Regions from separate parts of the Homo sapiens genome. Here region 1 is linked to region 2. The links are chromatin loops, found by intact Hi-C in ENCODE. Cell type or tissue: PC-3. All regions are shown on one strand. Region 1 overlaps TRPM1 (transient receptor potential cation channel subfamily M member 1). Region 2 holds the start of TRPM1 (transient receptor potential cation channel subfamily M member 1).

Region 1 (5,000 bases), 44 kb after region 2:
GACACTTACAATCATGGCGGAGGACAAAGGAGAAGCAAAGGCACATCTTACACGGCAGCCCATGAGAGAGAGAAAAGAGCACAAGGGGCTGCCAAACATTTTTAAAACCATCAATTCTCATAAGAACTCTTTCACTATCATGAGAACAGCGTGGGGGAAACTGCCCTCATGATCCAATCACTTCACATCAGGCCCCACTCTTGACACCTGGGGATTACAACTGGAGATGAGATTTGGGTGGGACACAGAGCCAAACCATATCAAGGCTCTTGTCAGCAACGTGGATATATCAAGCATGGCTGCAGCAAAGGCTACCCTGTGGGGAGCTAGGGCAAAATTATTGCACTCTTTCCAAGATGAAGCCATACAGATATTACCTTAAAAATGCCATTTTGTACTTTTATTTGCATATACATAGTTTATATTTAATATATACTTTGTACTTTAAGTTCAGGGGTACAAGTGCAGGTTTGTTATGTAGGTAAACTTGTGTCATGGGGGTTTGTTGTACAGATTATTTCACCACCCAGTTATTAAGCCTAGTACCTGCTAGTTGTTTTTCCTGACCCTCTCCCTCCTCCCACTCTCCTCCCTCCAAAAGGCCCCAGTGTCTGTTATTCCCCTCTATGTGTCCATGTGTTCTCATCATTTAGCTCCCACTTATGAGAATATGCAGCATTTGGTTTTCTGTTTCTGCCTTAGTTTGCTAAGGATAATGGCCTCCATCTCCATCCATGTCCCTGCGAAGGACATAATCTTGTTCTTTTTTATGGCTGCAGCCATATCTATTCTCTTAATTGTTACTGTCCCATTTCTTCTTGAAGAATCTTTCAAAGCCCCATGAGTTCCTACCCCCATCTTCCCTGGATGCTCTCAATGCCTACTGTACAGTTGTCTACATCAGACATCCCTTCGTTGCACTCTGAGACTGGCCATTGCCTCCTAGACCCCATGTCTTCCTCCCTTTCAGATTCCTTTTTCATTTTGCTGGAGTACATCTTCAAGTAACTTTTACATAAAAGCATGTGGGAGAATTACTGTCTGAGTCTGTGTTGTGTTTCTGTAACAGAATACCACAGATGGGGTAACTGATAAAGAAAGGAGATTTATTTCTTACAGTTCTAGAAACTGGAAAGTCCAAGATCAAGGGGCTGGTATCTTGTCAGGGCCTTCTTGCTACATCATCCCATGGTGGGAGGTGAAAGGGTAAGAGAGCGAGAGACAGCGAGAGAGGGCTGAACTCTTAAAACAAATCTCTCAAGATCATGAACCCTCTCCCTCTATAAAAGCATTAATCCATTCATGAGAGCAGAATTTCATAACCTAAACAATTTTAAAGGTCCCATCTCTCAGCACTGTTGCACTGGGGATTCAGTTTCCAACACAAGAACTTTGGGGGACACTTTCAAACCACAGCAATTATCATTCTGTGTCTTTACATGTCTGAAAAAAGTCTGCCTCACATGAGGCTCAAGATTGTCCTATGATTTTCATTCAATTATAGATGAACCATTGTTTTCTCTCTGCTCTTTGCTTTTTCAGTGCTTGAAAATTTCACAAGGATGTATCTTCTATTTCAAGCAAATGAAAATAGAAGTGTATAGAGAATACAAACTCAAGCAGCCATATCTTCACACATGTAGACATTTAATTCTTCTGGCTTTCAAAGGTCCCTTTATGCTGAAGACCTGAATCAGCTCTGTGAAATTTTCTTCTATCTCTTCTTTGAGTATTTCTTTCTTTATTATCTCTTTCCCTTCATCTGGATTTTCTATTAGTCAAGCAACTGCTGGTCCCCTTCTCCCAGACTGACCGTCCATTTTCGGTTTTTTATTTCTCTATCATTTTGCTGTATGTTTTTGGAAATCTCAACTTTTTCTTTAGCTTTTATACAATTTTTAAAGGTTTAGGCACTCATGCTTTTTATATTTAAGAAAGTGTTTTTGTTCCTTAACAATTTTATTTTCTTATTAGCCTATTTTCATCTCACAGATGCAATATCTAAGGATATGAATTAGATTTTTTGAAGTTATCTTCTGTTCCCTAGATTATCTCTATTTTCTCCCTGGTCAGCTGTTCTTTTTGTTCATTTTGGGTTTTTCTGTTATGCTGTTGATTTTCTCAAATGCTCTAGATCCTTGGCTGTCCATCACACTACAGAATGAGGGATAGAACTGCTTAATTGGTATGGAAACCCATTTTGCCAACAGGTTTTTCTCCTCCCTGGGAGGACTGCCCAGGAATTCCCTGCTTAGGAAGGAGAGTATCGCCTGAACCTCCTGCTTTGCTGAGTGCCGACTGGAGAGGGCTGATGGGCTCTGGGCCTCCCTATTCTTTAGCAGACATCCTCCCAGTTTTTACTGGGAGTGAAGCCCAGGAATGCAGTTGCTTGCTCTGCACCCACCACAGTGGCAGCCTGGAGACCGGGAGGGGATGTGTGGCCTCCTGCTCTGTAGACCATCTTCCGGTCACCATGCCTTCTGCCCACCACATGCCCTCTTCTTTGTATCTTGGAAAATCTGGTCTCACCTCAAGAGCAACCTCCACATTACACATTTTGGGCTTTGGCTTCCTCTCCATAGTTTTAACTGGTCCTTCAATGCTTCCAGAAATTTGTTAAAAACTCTCTGGCCCGCCTCTTCTCCCTGAAATAGATTTTTCTTTTTCATACTCCTCTGCTGTCATTTAAATAGTATCTGGGGAGGGAGGGAAGACAGGAAACACATGCTCAGGCTGTAACCTGGAGCCAAAAGTCCTTCTCTGTCTCCCTACAGTGGGATATAAGGTCTCCAAAATCTTCTTTTAATAGTTGAAGCACTCAAGAAAGGATGTGCCTGTGAATCTATAGTCTATCTAGAATTCTTCATATAGTAGAAAACTTGTGGTAGGGAGGACATAAGAATTCCAACACAGTAAATCAATCTTAGGTCTGATTTGCTATATATTACTAGACAAAATTCTTCTATCTATATTTTCTGTTATTGAATGCAAAAAATAAAAGCTGCATGAGAGTATGATGTGGTTATCAGAAGCTAGGATGTGAGGGATTGGGAGATTTTGGTTTAAAAGTACAAAGTCTCAGTTAAGAAGAATAAATTCTGGAGACCTATTGTACAACATAGTGACTATAATTAATAATAATGTATAGTGCACTTGAAAATTGCTAAAAGAGTAGATTTTAAATGTTCTCATCACAAAAATGATAAGTATGTGAGGTGATGGATATGTTAATTAGCTTCATCGTTCCACAATGTATACATATATTTAAGCATCATGTATACCATAAATATATACAATTTGTCATTTGCTAATTAAAATAATTAATTAAAGTAAAAGCTTTGCAAAAAAAATTCTTCTTAAAACATGCTTTTAAACATAACGAAGAGGCCAGGCACAGTGGCTCACTCCTGTAATTCCAGCACTTTGGAAGGCTGAGGCGGGTGGATCACCTGAGGTCAGGAGTTTGAGACAAGCCTGGCCAACATGGTGAAACCCCGTCTCTACTAAAAATACAAAAATTACCCGGGTGTGATGTTGCATGCCTGTAATCCCAGCTACTTAGGAGGCTGAGGCAGGAGAATTGCTTGAACCTGGGAGCCGGAGGTTGCAGTGAGCTGAGATCATGCCACTGCACTCCAGCCTGGGTGACAGAACAAAACTCCGTCTCAAAAAACAAACAAATAAACAAACAAACAAAAAACATAATGAAGAGAGAGAAAAAGAGAGACGTTTGATATATACAGGTAACAAAAGGCAATTTATTTATTTATATTGAATCATAAAAACTTTGGACTAACAATTTTTGAAGGAAAATCATCACCAACATTCATCTCAAGAGCTTTTTTATCTTGCAAAATGGACACTCTATGCCCATCAAACAATAATTCCCCATCCTGCCCTCTCCTGTGACTGGCAACCACCATTCTACTTTCTGTTGCCATGAATATGACTACTGTTAGTACCTCCTATAAGTGGAGTCATGTAATATTTGTCCTTTTGTGACTGGCTTATTTCACTCAGAACAATGTCTCAAGGTTCATCCGTGTTGTAGCATTTGTCAGAATTTCCTTCCTTTTAAGGCTGAATAATATTCCATTATATGGATAGACCACATTTTGCTTATCCAAGCATCCATCAGTGGACACTTGGGTTGCTCCCATGTTTTAGAATAATGCTGCTATGAATGTAGGTGTACAAATACTTCTTTGAGACTTGCTTTCAGTTCTTTTGGGTATGCCAAGAAGTGAAACCATTGATCACACGGTAATCCTATTTTTAATTTTTTGAAGAATCACCAAACTCCTCCCACAGCAGTTGCACCATTTTACATTTCCACCCACAGTGCACAGGGTTCCAGTTTGTCCTCATTTTCACAAACATTTGTCATTTTCTGTTGTTTAGATAATAGCCATCTTGGCTGGGCACAGTGGCTTACATGCCTGTAATCCCAGCACTTTGGGAGGCCAAGGCAGGTGGATCACCTGAGGTCAGGAATTGGAGACCAGCCTGGCCAACATGGCGAAACCCCGTCTCTACTAAAAATACAGAAAAAAAAAAAAAAATGAGCCGGGAGTGGTGGCACACATCTGTAGTCCCAGCTACTGAGGAGGCTGAGGTAGGAGAATCACTTGAACCTGGGAGGCGGAGGTTGCAGTGAGCCAACATCGTGCCACTGCACTCCAGCCTGGGCAACAAGAGCAAAACTCCATCTCAAATAAAAGGAAAAAAAAAGATAATAGCCATCTTAATGGGTGTGAGATAATATCTCAGATGGTTTTGATTTGTATTTCCCTAATGATTAGTGATATTGAGCGTTTTTGTGTGTGTTTATTGGCCATTTGTGTATCTGCTTTGTAGAAATGTCTATTCAAGTCTCTTGCCTATTTTTGAATCAGGTTGGGTTTTCTTGTTGTTGAATTTTAGGAGTTCTCTATATATTCTGGCTATGAACCCCTTATCATATACATGATGTACAAATATATTCTCCTATTCTGTGGCTA
Region 2 (5,000 bases):
CACACAGAACAGCCTGGAAGCTTGGGGCCCTGGCTTCCTTTTCTGGCCTGGGAGTCAGGTCATGGGGCCATCGCTTCACAGCAATCATGAGGGCCCAGGCCCAAGTGCTCACATGCTCCTCATGGGGACTGCTCCTCTTAAAGGGTGGGCCCTCCTCACCCAGCTCCCTGCCCTGGCCAAGGAGGAGGCTGAAAGAGCCTGAGCTGTGCCCTCTCCATTCCACTGCTGTGGCAGGTAAGCTCAGATGCGGGTAAGCACAGGTGAAGGGAGGTCAGGTGCAGGTATCCTCAGGTGTGGGTAAACTCAAGCGTGGACAAACTCAGGTGCAGATAACCACAGATGCAGTTAAGCTCAGGTGTTGGTAACCTCAGGTGCAGGTAGGCTCAGGTGCAAGTAAGAGCAGGTGCAGGCAAGCTCAGGTGTGCTTTCTGGGGCCTGTTACTCATCTCCTCTTGAGGCTGGCTGGACAGGACCCTATGGAGCAGCTGGTGAACCTGTGTTCAGCCTGGGTTCCAAGAGGCTGTCTCAGCAGAAGGGACCCACCAGGTTGATTCACAGAGGGGATAAGTACTCTGTCAGCTGGTCTCAAAGAGGCTGAAACCCTCTGAGCTTCCCTCAGGGCCAGCTTCTAAATCCAGGTGCCAGGGATCTGCTCAGGAGCCCCGGCTCCAGGCCTCAACCTCTTGCCTGTCATTCCTTAGCATCTTACTTTGCTTCAGGGAAAAGGTGCACCTTCCTTAGAACCCCAGAAAATGCTGAAGTTCTAGGAGAGACAGGGTTTATACTTGTAAGCCTTTATCAGCTGATATTTCACCTGTGAAAGCCTTGGGGAAGAGATTGGTTACACGGAACAGGATCAGGAGGGGAGATTACTGCTCCCTCTCACTGCTGGGAGCAGTGCAAACTGGTTTCTGGAAGGCAGTTCAACAACATGCAGCAAAGCCCTGCAAGTCCACACCTAGGAACCCATCCTGAGGAGCGAATCCTGAAGGGATGCCAACATTGACACAGCTTTGTGTGCTACCGGGAAGCACAGCAAACAACCCAAACGCCCAGAAGCAGAGGGCTGGACACATCAATCATGGTCTGTCCATAGGATGAAACATCACGCAGTCACTTTTAAAATGACAGAGAAAAAGGCATAATAACCGTACAGAATTATTGTGTTTTTCATTACACACACATGCACCTGTCTAATCTATTCACGGAAAAAGCCTAGAAATACAAGGAAATATCAGTTGTTTTAGGATGGAGGCCTTATGGGTGGTGTTTATTTATTCTTTTGTACATTTCTACATTTTTTGTCTTCTTTAATCATTTTCTATCACAAATTAATTTTCCTTTTTTTCCCAGAAAATATATCTTTTGTACTTTTTATTAGTACATCATAGTTGTGCATATTGTGGGGGTACATGTGATTTTTTGGTGCATGTATACAATGTGTATGTTTTTTTAAACCTTAGCAAAAATTAGCAAAAGTAGTGGGGGAGGTAGGGAGGAATGAAAATATTTGCAGGGCCAGGCGCGATGGCTCATGGCTGTAATCCCAGCACTTCGGGAGGCTGAGGCAGGCAGATCACGAGGTCAAGAGATAGAGACCATCCTAGCCAACATGGTGAAACCCTGTCTCTACTAAAAATACAAAAATTAGCTGGGCATGGTAGTGCGCGCCTGTAGTCCCAGCTACTCGAGAGGCTGAGGCAGGAGAGGTTGAACCCAGGAGGTGGAGGTTGCAGTGAGCCGAGACTGCGCCACTGCACTCCAGCCTGGGCGACAGAGTGAGACTCCATCAAAAAAAAAAAAAGAAGGAAAGAAAGAAAGAAGAAAGAAACAAAGAAAGAATATTTGCATAAATTGTGTTTGCGTTGACAAGGGATAGGAACTGAGAATGGGGAAGGAAGATGAGACACATTTTCTCTGTCTGAATCAGATATTTAGGGAGGAATTAAGAACGGAGCCCTGCCTCTCTATGAGTGCACTTGATGAATACGGGACTGATTCTGGGAAAGACTGCCTTTGGTCAGGTTCTCAAAACACCATTGTTTTGAACTATCCAGCAGCAGTTTTAATTCATGGCATTTGCAATTATATTTATAGCATAAATTGTCTATTCTCTGCAGTGTATTTTTTAGCCCTCCTCCCCCAGAAAATGTAATTGGAAATATCAACTCATGTTGAATGTGTTTGCTGTACCTGTTTATGTTTTATTGATTATTTTCTGGGAGAAGTTTGGAGTTGTGTTTGGTTTGGCTCTGTGCAACCTCATTTATTTGCTCTGTAAAGCTGATAAGCACAAGAAGTGAAATGACACTCAGGCATTTTAAGATGCGAGTCATCTTCATTCTGAACTAAGTGAAAACAAAACAGATTTTCTATCAACCTAAAATCCTCCTACTGGGGGCAGTAGATGTTTTTAGAAAATTGGCTTTGGCTTTGATTGACAATGTTTGGAAGATGTCCTATAATTTGAGAGTGTATGTGTGTGTGTCTGGGTGTGTGTGTGTAAATGCTGGACCTGGGAAGATGGAAGCCCTCAGCCAGGAGAATAAGAGGACACAATACCCCCAAGCCTTCCATGACCTAGAGATTAAGGGGATTTAACGTCTTAAAACCTCCATTAAGTAGACAGTAGCAAGAGACATGTTGCCCTCAGTGATATGCAAAGGCATATCTGATGGGTCAGTATCTGCCATCCTCCTCTTTTGCAAGCTCTGAGGTTAGACTCAGCCATGGGTGAAGGAATTACAGCATCCATTGGGAGCAGGCAGAGTCCAGGAAAGAGATTTTTCTGTTACCTCAGATGCCCATCGCGCCAGGAGCAATTTTCCCAGCCTCTTGTAGAAAGCACATATTAGTATCTATCTCACTGCTTTTCAGAAACTGTATCTTCAATTGCTAAGTGGGGAAAAATGCATTTACAATGCTAGAGCTGACTTTAAGAAAACAAGTTAACATCAGGCCACAGCACTCCCCTCCCCCGCTGCTGAGACCTTGTCGCTGTGCACCTTGTCCCCTCCCTCACGGCTTCTGGCTCCCGCTCCCCCAATCCCTGGCCCCCTGTCTGCCCCTGCCATTAAAGTGGCAAGCACAGGTATCCTCCTCCCTCATCACAACTTATCCATCCTGTGTCTGCTCCCCCAGGGTGGGTAATGCCTGAAATGCCTTAAGGTAGGGGTAACGCTCATGGCAGGTGGCCCTGGCTCTCCTGGAGACAGGGCACAGGAATGGGCAAATTCTTCAGGCTTGGTGAGGTGGAAAGCTTGCTCCTCGGGAATCATGGCCACAGTGCCCTTTTTTGTTTGTTAATCATTAAAAAGCATACTACATGAATATATAAAGTTGGAAAACCCCACAGAAGAGCCAAGTGAAGTCCTGCTTACACACTCCTCCTGATCCCTACTCTCCCGTGCTGTGGACCATGCTTAGTGTTTGACGTGTATTATTATTATTTTTGTGTGTGTGTGACAGAGTCTTGCTCTGTTGCTCAGGCTGGAGTGCAATGGCATGATCTCGGCTCACCGCAACCTCCGCCTCCCAGATTCAAGCGATTCTCCTGCCAACTAGCTGGGATTACAGGTGCCCGCCACCACGCCCAGCTAATTTTGTATTTTTAGTAGAGACAAGGCTTCACCATGTTGATCAAGCTGGTCTCAAACTCCTGACCTCAGGTGATCCGCCCACCTCAGCCTCCCAAAATGCTGGGCTGGGATTACAGGCGTGAGCCACCACGCCCGGCCTGATGTGTATTATTCTAGACCTCTGCTGCCTAATAGAAATAGCACACGCGCCACAGACATAATTTCAAACTGTGTAGTAGCCACTTAAAAAGGAAAAGTAAAAACAAATAAGTGAAATTAACTTTAATTCTATAATTCATTTAACACAATATATCTAAAATATGATTGTTTCAACATGTAGTCAATACCAAACACATACTAATGAGGTATTTTATGTCTTTCTTTATTGTTCTAAGTCTTTGAAATCCTGCCACACACCTCGTTTTCAGCTCTCATGTCACAGTGAACATTAGCGTGCCATCTCACACTCACAGCATGTCTCCATTCACCCTGGCCACATCTCAGGTGCGCAACAGCCCCAGGTAGCCAGGGTCTACCATGCGGGACAGCTCTGCTCTTGAATATCGGGAAGTTTGTTCCTGTAGAGCTGGATCACATCGGAAATATTTTACTACGCTTTTTTTTTCAATTCATAATGGAGACGTTTACACTTTAGAGTTCTGTGTTAGTCTTGTTCATGGTTGCATAGTCCATGATTTGGTACGTCGTTAATTGGTTTAATCAGTCCCCCAGGTAGACTAACAAAAAAGTGGAGGTTTCCAATTTTTCACTTAGCTTAAAATACACTGCAACAAGCATCCATACATTGCCTATTTACATGCAAAAGTATTTCCAGGTGATCGATCCATGGAAGTGAAAGTGCTGGGTCAAAGACAGGCATGCACCCTTTGCTCTGAGAGGCAAGCCAGTACTCAGCCAAGCCGGCCACCAATTTGCCTTGGGGTTTGGACGTTGTTCCCTTAGAGGTAAAAGCAAAGAGTTGGGCTGGATACCCTCCATAGTTCCTAAATGCTCAGTTCCATGGCCCAAAGGGTGGTGATTCCTGCCAATGCCTTTGGTGGACGTAGTCTTGGGTGGGTGGGTGGGTGACAGCTACCTGCTCCCACTGGAGGGCAGGCCTGGATTGGGCAGATAAGCAAATCAACCACACACACCTTGTCTAGATAAGCAGAAAACACTCAGAAAAGACCCCAATTGTTTTATTTGTAAAATTGCTCTTTGGCTAATTTTCATGAATGTGGATCATTCATTAAACGTTATCATAGAAAAAGAGCAGAGCAACAAAGGGGCCCGGCAGTCTGATTCCCGTGCTGGCAGCCTCCACCGTCACGCTGAGCTGTGGTGAATGCCTAGGGTTTCACCCGCCTACCCCTCACTCCTGCTGGCGTGCACCCTTTCCCCACCCTGGTGGCCCCAGCAAAC

What was found. A loop is a pair of places that touch in the nucleus more often than their neighbours do. Peaks named below come from ENCODE experiments on the same cell type or tissue, not always from the same donor. Only the 100,000 strongest peaks of a DNase experiment are listed, where the experiment ranks them.
Region 1: a loop joins it to region 2, with 3 times the contacts of the local background. A loop is called at or near these places in 6 of 110 quality-filtered maps.

The regions. Positions count from the first base shown.
Region 1 is chr15:31,052,980-31,057,979 of GRCh38, reverse strand. The region is part of intron 11 of TRPM1 (transient receptor potential cation channel subfamily M member 1); the gene reads left to right. Among named protein-coding and RNA genes, the nearest start is that of MIR211, 9.7 kb to the left of the region's middle. In PC-3, no CTCF peak of the experiment used is centred here; no DNase peak of the experiment used is centred here; H3K27me3 peaks cover 3,947 bases.
Region 2 is chr15:31,096,891-31,101,890 of GRCh38, reverse strand. It overlaps TRPM1 (transient receptor potential cation channel subfamily M member 1), which reads left to right and starts at 166. Exons shown (of 28, transcript NM_001252024.2): 1 at 166-234. In PC-3, a CTCF peak has its summit at 2,416; no DNase peak of the experiment used is centred here; H3K27me3 peaks cover 1,921 bases.